2 separate regions of the Homo sapiens genome follow, and region 1 is linked to region 2. A link is a loop called in an ENCODE intact Hi-C map of the cell type or tissue named here. Cell type or tissue: chondrocyte. All regions are shown on one strand. Links, peaks and the distances in the headings refer to the core of each region. The heading gives the core; the rest is flanking DNA.

Evidence for each region. Peaks named below come from ENCODE experiments on the same cell type or tissue, not always from the same donor. Only the 100,000 strongest peaks of a DNase experiment are listed, where the experiment ranks them.
Region 1: a loop joins it to region 2, with 2.0 times the contacts of the local background. A loop is called at or near these places in 1 of 110 quality-filtered maps.

The regions. Positions count from the first base shown.
Region 1 is chr15:70,699,535-70,704,910 of GRCh38, forward strand. UACA (uveal autoantigen with coiled-coil domains and ankyrin repeats) reads right to left here. Exons shown (of 19, transcript NM_018003.4): 2 at 1-126. Among named protein-coding and RNA genes, the nearest start is that of UACA, 61 kb to the right of the region's middle. In chondrocyte, for the core only: no CTCF peak of the experiment used is centred there; no DNase peak of the experiment used is centred there.
Region 2 is chr15:70,852,002-70,857,377 of GRCh38, forward strand. It overlaps LARP6 (La ribonucleoprotein 6, translational regulator), which reads right to left and starts at 2,156. Exons shown (of 3, transcript NM_018357.4): 1 at 1,888-2,156. The coding sequence starts at 2,087. It also overlaps a transcript of LRRC49 not described here. RefSeq lists an enhancer at 1,545-2,046. In chondrocyte, for the core only: CTCF peaks have their summits at 2,819 and 3,018; DNase peaks (open chromatin) are centred at 1,660, 2,056 and 2,365.

The DNA.
Region 1 (5,376 bases), core at 279-5,278, 150 kb before region 2:
GCCTTCCACATCTAGTTTGCCTGGATTGACCCCCTTTTTAGCAAGGATTGAGGTCACTTTTTCTACATCCCCCCTTTCTGCTGCTTTCATCAATCGGTCATCATATTTATTCCAATCTGCTGCATGCTACAAAAAGGAAAAAAAAAAGTAAATATGGCATACTACATTAGTTAAGATTTTTCTAAAGAAAGAAAAAAGAGAGAAAGGAAAGCAGTACTGCATAATACATCACTTATTTTCCAGTTGCATTCCAAATTTCCTTCTCCCTTCTGTGCTAACTTCATTAGGAGAGCAGAGTTATAAAATCTTCCCAAAACACATGATATACAAGAAACATTTAAAATTATACTTTTGAGGGAAAGCATGTTTCTTTTGTTCTCTGTCCAGTTCTCTTTGCCTTTGAGGCAAAAAAGGAAATCAATAACTACTGAACACCTACCCTGTACCAGGCACTAAAGTCCCAATCAACCCTAGTAAACTAAAATTATCATCTCCATTTAGCAGATAAGAAAAGCCAAGGCCCCAGAGACAGTAAATGTCTTAAGTGTTCAAAAGCCCAACCATGACTTCTATAGTTCCAAAATCAGTGTGCTTTTCCCATACCCTTTCAGATTTCAAATCACACTTTTAGATTTGGCTCTGGTTACATAGCTCCTAGGACTCTTAGATGCAGTGGAATTCTACATACATTTTAAGAAACTACCCCCCCCCAACACAGACATTTATTTAAAAAGTACTGTTGGAAATATATTTATGGAGGCAAATTGTATATATATATATATATACACACACACACACACACACACATTCTATACAGAAAGCAATTCATTATGTTTATATATTAGAATAAAATAAAACTTTTACATAGAAAAAACTAAAAATGACAGACTCTAAAGTATTAACTGCTTAACATCTAAAAATATTAAGATTACAAGTTACTTTCATTTTCTCCCTTTTTACATTCCACATGTATTGTTTTTATAAAAAATGTTTTTTATTTTAATAAAAATTCTGTGTATGTGTATTTAGATTAAAGGTGGGGGTTTTAAGAAGGATGTCTCATATAACATACATTTTAATCGTATCAAGGTTACCTCTAACTTTAGAGAAAATACATTCAAGGTATTCTGAAGCCAATAACCTAGATCTTTTCTCAATAAGCATAAATGTCAGAAGATAGAACTAAAATACATGTTACTTAAACAGGTGAGATTTTAGCCTTTTAAAATATTATACCAATTTACTAGTAAATTCTGTGCTAAATCCAGTATTATTTCTAGAACAAAAAAAGATCTGGATATTTTTCACTTAACTTACAAAATGAATCCTATGGCCACAAATACCCTAACAAATCTGAGAAAAAAACTGAATCACCTGTATATCCTCTACATGTTTGATCAATATAATTTTATATCTACTATTCCCTATAAACCAAAAAAGAAAAGTTAAAAAAAATCACCATCACTAACTTTCTTGTTAAACAAGTAATGTAAAATTAAATACTTGATGTAGAAAATGAATATGAAAACTGAATATGAAAAAAAGACAAATACATTAAAATTTTAACTCACTTCTGAAATTTAATATTTTAATGGAACCTGGTTCAAGTACCTACACAGATTTCAGAATTGTCTCTAAATTACTTAAATTTGGTGATGAACCTACTTCCTCCTAACTTCAAAAGTTTAAACTGCCAACTATGAGTACAGAATAACCCTACCTATGGGCTCCAAGTCTAAGCTACATTTTACGCATCACCTTTCTTAAGCTTTAAAACAAAAACAAAACAGTTTACTGACTCTAATTTGGGGAGTGGTCGTGGACATAAGCTTACAAGACATTGTGTTTTCAAATGCCTAAAGGATTAAATCATGTTTAACACACAAATGCTTGTTCTAGATTTGATTAGTCTATCCTTACAATTAAAACAATCTCCAGTTTATTTCCAAGTAAACTTGCTGGTGGAAAAAAGAGCCATTTAAATCACCACAAAGTTGTAAAAATCCAAAAATAAGGCTTTCTTTAAAGATAATTAAATGTGATTAAAGTCTCACATTATCATATGATTTTCAGTTCTACACCAAGCACCATTTTCAGCTCTGATTCACTGTCAGTTAACAGTAACACTGTACAATTATTAAGATTTTATCATGTGCTTTTTAAACCCAGAGAAAGAAAGAACTTTTGTTTACTATTACTAACCCCAATCTGCTAATCAACTTAATCAAGAAGAAAACAATAAAGCAAACCAAATTAATAAAACAGTAGTGCATTTTAAAAGAACACAGTTCAGAAAGTCTAACCAAGAATCTTTTGTTACACTAGACTACTGGGATACCTACTCTGTTCTTAGGAGTACAAGAAAACCAACAGTTCATCATAGACAGGATTTAGTTTCTTGTTGCTAATGGCAAACTACTTTGCATTAAGTTACAAATCTCTGTAAGCTCACAAAGCAAACTCTCAGACAAACTCCTGACAAGTGACTCAGTCCCTCACATGCTGTGCTACACTTAGCTTGGATCTCTAACGATATTTTCTTCGTCTTCAGGATCCTTCTCCGCCTTCATAACGCTCGAATATTATCTTCCTTGCAATGCAGAACTTGATTAAGAGCAGCCCCAAGTCAGGTACAGTAACTCTATCTATTTCTTATTCTTTGGAAGCTAGCTATCTTTCAAAGTTGTCCCTTTGAGGGACCCCACTGGAAAACTTGAACAGCACTCTGCATCCTGCTGCCTCAACACTGCAACACAGACGCTGCAGTGCATGATAAAACTGTCCACATCCGAATTGTCCGGTAAACAGCGTGGAGCCTGTCTCCCATTGGTTGAGTTCTACTTTAGATTCCATAGGACTTGACAGCTGAATGATAGAAAGGAGCAGCTAAGAATATATTGTAAATGCATGCTTTTCCTCTGAGTAATAAATTTCAGGTCTACTGGGGAAAATGACTCAAACATATTGTAAAACATGCTTATTATATAAAAACCAATTGTGTGACATAATGACAACATTTTAAGAGACAAATTTGGTTATTCCACAGAACAATATTTAAAACCAGTTTCAGTCTTAGGATCATCTAACATGAAGTTATAATAGCCCTGACAAACAGAATATAAAATTCTATTTTAAGCAAACGTGTCACATTTTAATTTAAGGAAACGCACACACAGTAACACTTTCAAATTTTCTCCATTTTATTTTGTACCCCTATCAGTCTCTCTGCATACAACCAGGTTTCAGCTTACAACTGCTGCCAGTCTGTCTCCTAGCATGTTAAATGAGAAGAGCCAGAGGCACTGCCAAAACATTAAATAGAATACATAGTGATGCATACTTTTCAACAAATTTTAAATTTAACTCTGTACTTTTAGTTTCCAAGTTTAGCACCCTGCCTAATATAACAAGTAAATATTTTATCAGTGAAAAGTCAAATTACCTGGATTCACTGGATGAAAAAAAAAACTGGTTAAACACTAAAGGAGGCAAATACACATTAGACAACGAGCTAGACTATTAAAAAAATCTCCATTTGGGGACAAAGCAGATAACTTCTCTGCATTCTCTACGATAGCATACTTGTATCAACATTTCTTACATTACCAAGGCCGGTGCAAATTCAGGGTGGTTTTTTTGTGGTGGCTGTTGTTGTTGTTTTTTAACCATGTTCTCATTACCACAATAGCATGAGAATAATTTACACTTCCTCTAAAAAGACACATTTGTGAAAATTGTTTCATGGGAATGCAAAACATTCCAACACAAGTGTTTACAGGAAGGAAGTAGCTGCTATATTATAGATCATGCTGCCAGTTAAAAATTCTGCTATGTACTTCCACAAGAAATCTGTTTCCTACTAAATTTACAACATTAGGCCCATATTCTAATTATAAAATATATAAGGGTCATATACCATATCTCATTTTTGAAACAATGATTGTTTTTTCCCCCAAACCACGAGATATCACAATGGATTCATTTGGCTAAACCCAGAGACTCCGCCCAGTCTGTGTCACCATTCTTTGAGGAAATCTTTGTTAGAACTCAGACCTTGTCCTTTGGGTAACAAAGCAAGCACATTCTTTCTAGAAATAGGACAGCAAAGGCGAAGGAAGAGGGAAAACAGTAACAAATAACTAAAGCCATATAAGGAGCGGCCCATGTTCAGGAGATAGGATTGTGTGTCCTAGTATTATGGATGTCCTGAGCTGCCTGCCACCTCCCCAGCCTCTGTGGCTTAATCTTCTGTGCCTGCTTTCACACCTTCCTTCATAGCTATTTCCCAAGAGCCCTACGCAAATTCCCACCTTTGCTGTCCCCTGTACCTATAAGGTTCTTCCCTCCCCTACTTTCAGGTTCTTCTCCAATGTCACTTCCTCAGAGAGGGCTTCTCAGACCTCTACATCTAAACGGCCCCGTGTCCCACTCTACCCCACCACTCTTTATCCTTGCACCGTTTTACTTTTCTGCAGGGAGCTCATCAGTATCTGCCATTACATCAGATGTTTATCTGTTTATTAGCTTACTGCCTGTCTCCTCAGCTCCCCTCTAATTTGACTATATCTAAGGTTTCTTCTGTGTCTGGTTTGAAACTATAAAACTAATTTTTCAATAAGTAACTTGGTAGTCAGTCACTAGATTCTCACCCATCTTAAGAACCAGAATCCACATCTGCTTCATGAATCCTCTTTCCTCTTGGACTAAATTGTTAAATAGGCTAGATCTGTAACACACATTTACCAGCAACATTGTTCCCCAGTAAACTATCCACATTCAGATAACAAGTATCTATTGACCTGAGATGAGGGCAGTTAGCCCATGAGTGGTTCAGCTGATTGCAACTGAGCAAACAGATCCTACTGCTCATGGTCGATAAAAGATCCTTCTTCACACATACTCCTGCACATCCCACACCGCAAGTCTTTCTTTACCAGCCTACAAATCCACTGGACTCCTCAAAAAGCACTTTAGTTAAAACACATGTTCTTCAGAATTTTGCCTGACTCAAAAGTCTACCTGCTGTATGTATACTAGTAGGATAATTTATTTATACTTTCTAGGCACCAGTGCTCTCAACTACAAAGCAAGGATAACAATAGAGAACCTATATGTGTAAAATCAAATAGCTAATAGATATGAATGATCTCAGCACCATGCATGGTAGATGTTTATGCCCAAAAATGGTAGGCACTGGCGAGAGTCACAGGTGCTCCTGCTCCTGGGTCAGAGTTACTCTTAAAAGAAAAACTTCAGCTGAATTAAATTTAAAGTTGTTTAATTGAGCAATGAACCATTCAGAAATCAGGCAGCCCACAAAATCACAGCAGATTCAGAGAGACCCCAGGGATGCCTTGTGGTCAAAACAAATTTATA
Region 2 (5,376 bases), core at 230-5,229:
TTGAGGCAATGGGCTGAGGAGATGATGTGAGTGGGTGTCACATCTTAATGAGCAGATTGAGGAATCTGGGTTTTCTCCTGTAGGCTCCAGGAGCTGAGAACATTCACATCGGGTGATGGCTGCTGCCATGCGAGCCTGGGTCCAAACAGGGGATAGTGTGGATCCTGTTCTTGGCTACATCTCCTCCTGCTCTGGGTGCCTGCCCACTGGGCTCTGTCAGCTCACCGAAGAACCCCAGGGATTTTCTGGGGTCAACTCTATGCCAGTGGGCAGCAGGAAGGGCTTCAGACTGAACACTTGCTGAGACTCAAGCCACGGGAGCTGGGCAGTTCTGGAGGAAGAGCAAGAGGGGTTCAGGCAAGAGGCCTACCCATACTGAGGCTTGGTTTCTCCTAGACCTCCATAGGGGATCTTTCCAGGCCTTAAACATAAGTAGAGCTTTAATCCTGGCTAATGATACAATCTCACAAATTTAGCCCTCAGGATAGGGATGGCTATTTGCCACTGCCACAGGAAAATAAAGTTATAAGGATAAACCACTTGGGGCTATTTTACATACTCTGATATTGTCTGACTAGGGGACTGCCTTCTCGAGACTGTGAGCTGTCAGTGACTAAGGGTTCATCATTTTTATGCTCTCGGTACTTGGCACAGAGCTAAACGAATCAGGCCTTGCATTATAAAGCACTGATCTATCTACTTTGTCATACACTATGGTCCAGCTTTCCTGCCCTACCCTGGTGGGCTGACTTTTCTCCCCTAACAACTGTCTCTACTGGTCTGCCCCGAATCTCTGGGTCCAGAAGTCTGACCCTTTAACCTGGGGAAGGGTGAGCCAGTAATAGAGAATGGCTCTGGGCCCAGTATTCTTCCACCCTTGAGTTGAGTATTCTCCCAGTGAAGTAGATATACGCTTGCCAGGACAATCCTGCAGAACCTTAACAGCTAAACGCCTGGGACAGGGTCCTAGAAGAAAGAGAGCTCCTAATAAGTGCCTGTTGGCATCCACCAGAATGTGCAAGTTCTGTCATTTCCCCACTCTCATGTCTATGTCTATGTTTTATCTCCTTTCAACAGCAGGAACAAAACACCAGTCCTTAAGGGCCTGGGCATTAGTGGACAGGAGCCAAGGTGCCTGAGGACAAAGCTCGGGACCCGGGACAAGGTTAAACAAGTGCCATAGCAGCTCCAAACTACCCAAAACCCAGGAACACCCCCCCCCCGCCCCCCGCAAGGCAGCAAGATGATGCAAACATAAAGGTCTGGTGGGAAAGGCTGTGTGAAAATGGGAATCCCCCAGGGCGGAGGAAGTAAAGCAGCAAGTCCTCTATCCGTCTCAAATTACCTTGAAATCCCACCTCCTGGAATCCCCCATCAGCAAGTGTCCGCTGTACCTGGCCTGCTACCACCTAAAGACTGAGCGCAGCCAGCAGGACTGGGAAAGGCAGGGCGATGATGGCAGTGAAGGGTAAGCGGGACCACTCGCAAGGGGAGGGGAAGGCGGGTAGGGATGGACTTTGCGGCGATGGGGAGGTGGTGTCTTGAGGGAGCCCACAGAGAAGAGGCCTCCTCCAGAGGAGGGGGTGGCTTGGATGGCCCGTGAAAGTCCTCCTCCTGGATCCCTGAACATCCCCACGTCCAGGCCCCTCAGATCCCGGCCGCCAGCCCTGGGAGCCTCGGTTGGGCGACGAAGCTGCGGGCTGGGGCACCGGCTGCCTCCACGGGCCGGTTCTGACTCAGGGGCTCGGCCCGGAGCTGCTTCCCCGGCGGCGGGGCTGACTCAACCCCCTCTGCCCGAGGAGTTGTCGCGCGCAGTCAGCGCCCCGAACTCGCGCGCGGCCCGGCGCCCCCTCGGGGCCCACCTCCCGGGCCAGCCGCCGCGCCTACCTGTGCCCGCGGCTCGGCTCCTCCTCGCTCGCGCTGCCCCAGCCGGGGCTGAGGTACCGGGCCGGGTCCCCGGCGCCCCGAGTCTCCGCCCCCTCCTCCTCGTCCTCCAACTCGTCCACGTCCTCGGCCTCCTGGATGGCGACGCGGATCTGCACCGCCGTCTTGGGCCCGGGCCGAGCCTCCCCGCCGGACTGGGCCATGGCTCGCGGGACTGCGGCGCCGCCGGGGTCCTCACGCCGCAAGGCCCAGCCAGCCGGTCGGCAGCGACTGCGACGAGGGGGCGGGGGCGGTGCGAGCGCGCCTGCCGCTCGGCCCAGGGGAGGGACAGGGGTCGCGGCGCCCCGCCCCGCGCCGCCGCCGCCGCCGCCGCCGCCGCCACCACCCCGACCGCTAGTGGAGCGCCCGCGCAGGCGGGGCCTCGGAGGTGGAGGGCGGCTTTCCGGAGCTCCTCCGACGGAGGCCCGTCCCGGAAGGATCCCCGCGACCCCCGATCACTCCCTCCGTCTTTTCGCCGCTGTGGGGCCCCAGCCCGAGAGGAGGTGTCAGGGCTCCCTCCTCCTGCGCCTTCTTTCACGGCGCCGCAGGGATGGGCGCAGCACAGCTGACTTCTGTTTGTGCTTGACTCCGGGGGTGGCAGCCAGAGACCACAGCTCCAGGGGCTTCCAGGCCTCCTGCGTGTCTCCCCCACTGGCCTGCCAAGATCAGAAAATTTCCATCGTTAGTCTCCTTGACATAATAACCACCCTAGACCGCGTCTTAGGAGGTCAGGGGCTTGGCTCCTGCCTTGCCCTGTATCAGTTTTTCTCCAAGTGTGGTTCCCAGACCAGGAGCATCAGCTGCACCGGGGAACTTGTTAGAAATTGAATTCTCAGGGCTCATCCAGACCTCCTGAATCAGAATCTATGATTCAGAACTTTGTGTTTTAACAAGGCCTCTAGGTGATGCTGAAGTTCACAAAAGTTCGAAAGCCGATGGCCTATAGAGTATGCCCTGCACATAGTATGCACTCAGATGTTTGTTGAATGAATAAAGGGAGCTATTGAAATGTCAGGATGTTCTAAAACACTGCCACCTTTTCACGTGTAACTTCAAATTGAGTTCCATCTCACCTCTCCAAATGTGACCCAGAAACTAGGGACAGGAGCATAGAAATGAATAAGACCGGCCGGGCGCAGTGGCTCAAGCCTGTAATCTCAGCACTTTGGGAGGCCCAGGCGGGCGGATCACGAGGTCAAGAGATCGAGACCATCCTGGCCAACATGGTGAAACCCTGTCTTTACTAAAAAAAATACAAAAATTAGCTGGACGTGGTGGCACGTGCCTGTAATCCCAGCTACTCGGGAGGCTGAGGCAGGAGAATCACTTGAACCTGGGAAGCAGAGGTTGTGGTGAGCCGAGATTGTGCCACTGCACTCCAGCCTGGGCAACAGAGCGAGACTCCGTCTCAAAAAAAAAAAAAAGAAAAAGAAAAAAAAAGAAAGAAGGAAAGAAGAAAAAGAAATGAATAAGACCTGAATCTGCTTTCATGTAGCACTTTATTTAGAGCCTTAAACATAATTTATCATATTAATTTGCCACACTGGGACCCCAAAACAACAGAACCCTGGACCAATACATTTGTTTTGATATAGAAAGACAAGTTAGGATAGGCTTAGGAAATGAGGTCTCCTGGAGGGCAGTGTCCTTGTAAAAGAACACCATGTATAGGGTCCTGGGTGTCTGGGCAGGGCTGGGGAGAGACCCAGGGGCCCAGCGAGGACAGCCCCTCTTCTTAAGGACACTAGAATCTGTGTCCCTTTCTTTGTCGGACCTCTGTTTTGATAGAAGAGGTCCTAAAATAAGTAAGTAAAGGAAGAGAGAGAGACCTTTGGTGCTATTGCTGTTTCTGCACCAGAACAGCTCACAGCCCTGGATCTGAGCTACTGGGAAAGGAAGAGGCAAGAGGCTGACAGTGTCTTTTTCCAGCCAGCTGTGCCTCCCTCCAGGGCTATAGATCCTCTGCAAACACCTGTGATGAGGCTCAGAAGGAAAGAGCTGCAGCAGCCACCATGCCTTCCAGTTTGATAATTTCGGTTCCTGAATTTCACAAAGTGATACCCATTATCTATCTCATTTAAGCCATCTCGTGTGGCAAAGACATCAGGGGTTGTTATCCTTACCCACAATGATGGCTCACATTCATCTCAGGTTTTATAGTTTATGAACAATTCATACATGTCTTTTCAGGGTTTCCAAATGCCTGATCATAAGAGTCCCCTGGGGACTTTTCTTAAAATATAGATTCTGAAAATACAGTTTGAAAACTGACAGTTGGTGGGTGAATCTGGGCTGTAGAAGCGTTTTACTTGGTGAGAGTTTTGAAAAAAAGAAATTGAATTTATATGTCCTTACATTCAAACATATCTGCCTATGTTGTTTCTGTTATTACTTATTTCTGACTCCTCATAAAGGAATTTTGGATCTAGAAAGAATGTCAGACATCATCCAGCTCGGAGCTGCTCCTGGTAGGGAATGGGTAGTCTGGCAGAGTACCCAAGAATGGGTACTCTTAGGGGTACCCATTAAGTCATAGCATAAATATGGGGCATCTTTCTGGGGTATCAATTTTACTTAGCTATTTGAGAGAACAGCCACAATGTATATATTAAAACAACTTGGAATATCTGTGAAATCAAATGCAAAACTTGCACGGAATGTTTAAGGCAACTCACATAAGTTTCTCATTTATAGTAGTTGGCTTAGAATAATGCCTAGAGGAGCGGAGGACAGAAACCCTCATTTGCACTAGGGGTATTTCATGGGAGAAGTCCAACTCGATCACGTTTGCAATGAGGAGAGTGAGTCCCAGTGAGGCTTAGAGGGAAGGGCCTCTTCTTCCACTTTGTTGCACCCGATTTTGTCTAGCAGGGAGCCTTCATCTAGGAACACTTGCTGATTTGCTTTGATTAGTCCTACCCACATACCCATCATTTGTGTCACTGGTGAAGAAACCAGGGCTTTTAAAGGGCTCCTTTCGATTTCCAGCTTATTCCTCCCCAGAGCCGTGGCAGGGGAAGGGAGGCCAGTCCCACCCAGGCCTGTCTTGAACATCATTGCAGGGAGTTTGCATCACCACTGAGATGATTAGCAAAGCCTCTTTAAACAAAATCATGACCTCAGCCTGGAGTTGGCATCTTTCCCTTCCCTGGAATCTTGACAGCTCATTTTCATAGTAAACTCACAAGGGGAAACAGCTTTTTCCATAGCTCCTGAGGATGAAACAAAAGGAAGCACATTGACAAGCCATCAGGATGGACTGAGATTAGGTTGAAGGAAAAACTCAACCCTAGAAGACCTTTCCAGTATATACAAGGGTGTTGTTTGGAATCAATTGGAAATATTTTTGAGTGTGCCTGGCACTACAGCTGGAAACCAAGGACTTGGAATAAGATATTGTGGTGAAGCTGGGAAGTTGGGACAAGGCTAAGCGTTGAAGAGAAGAAGAGTAGT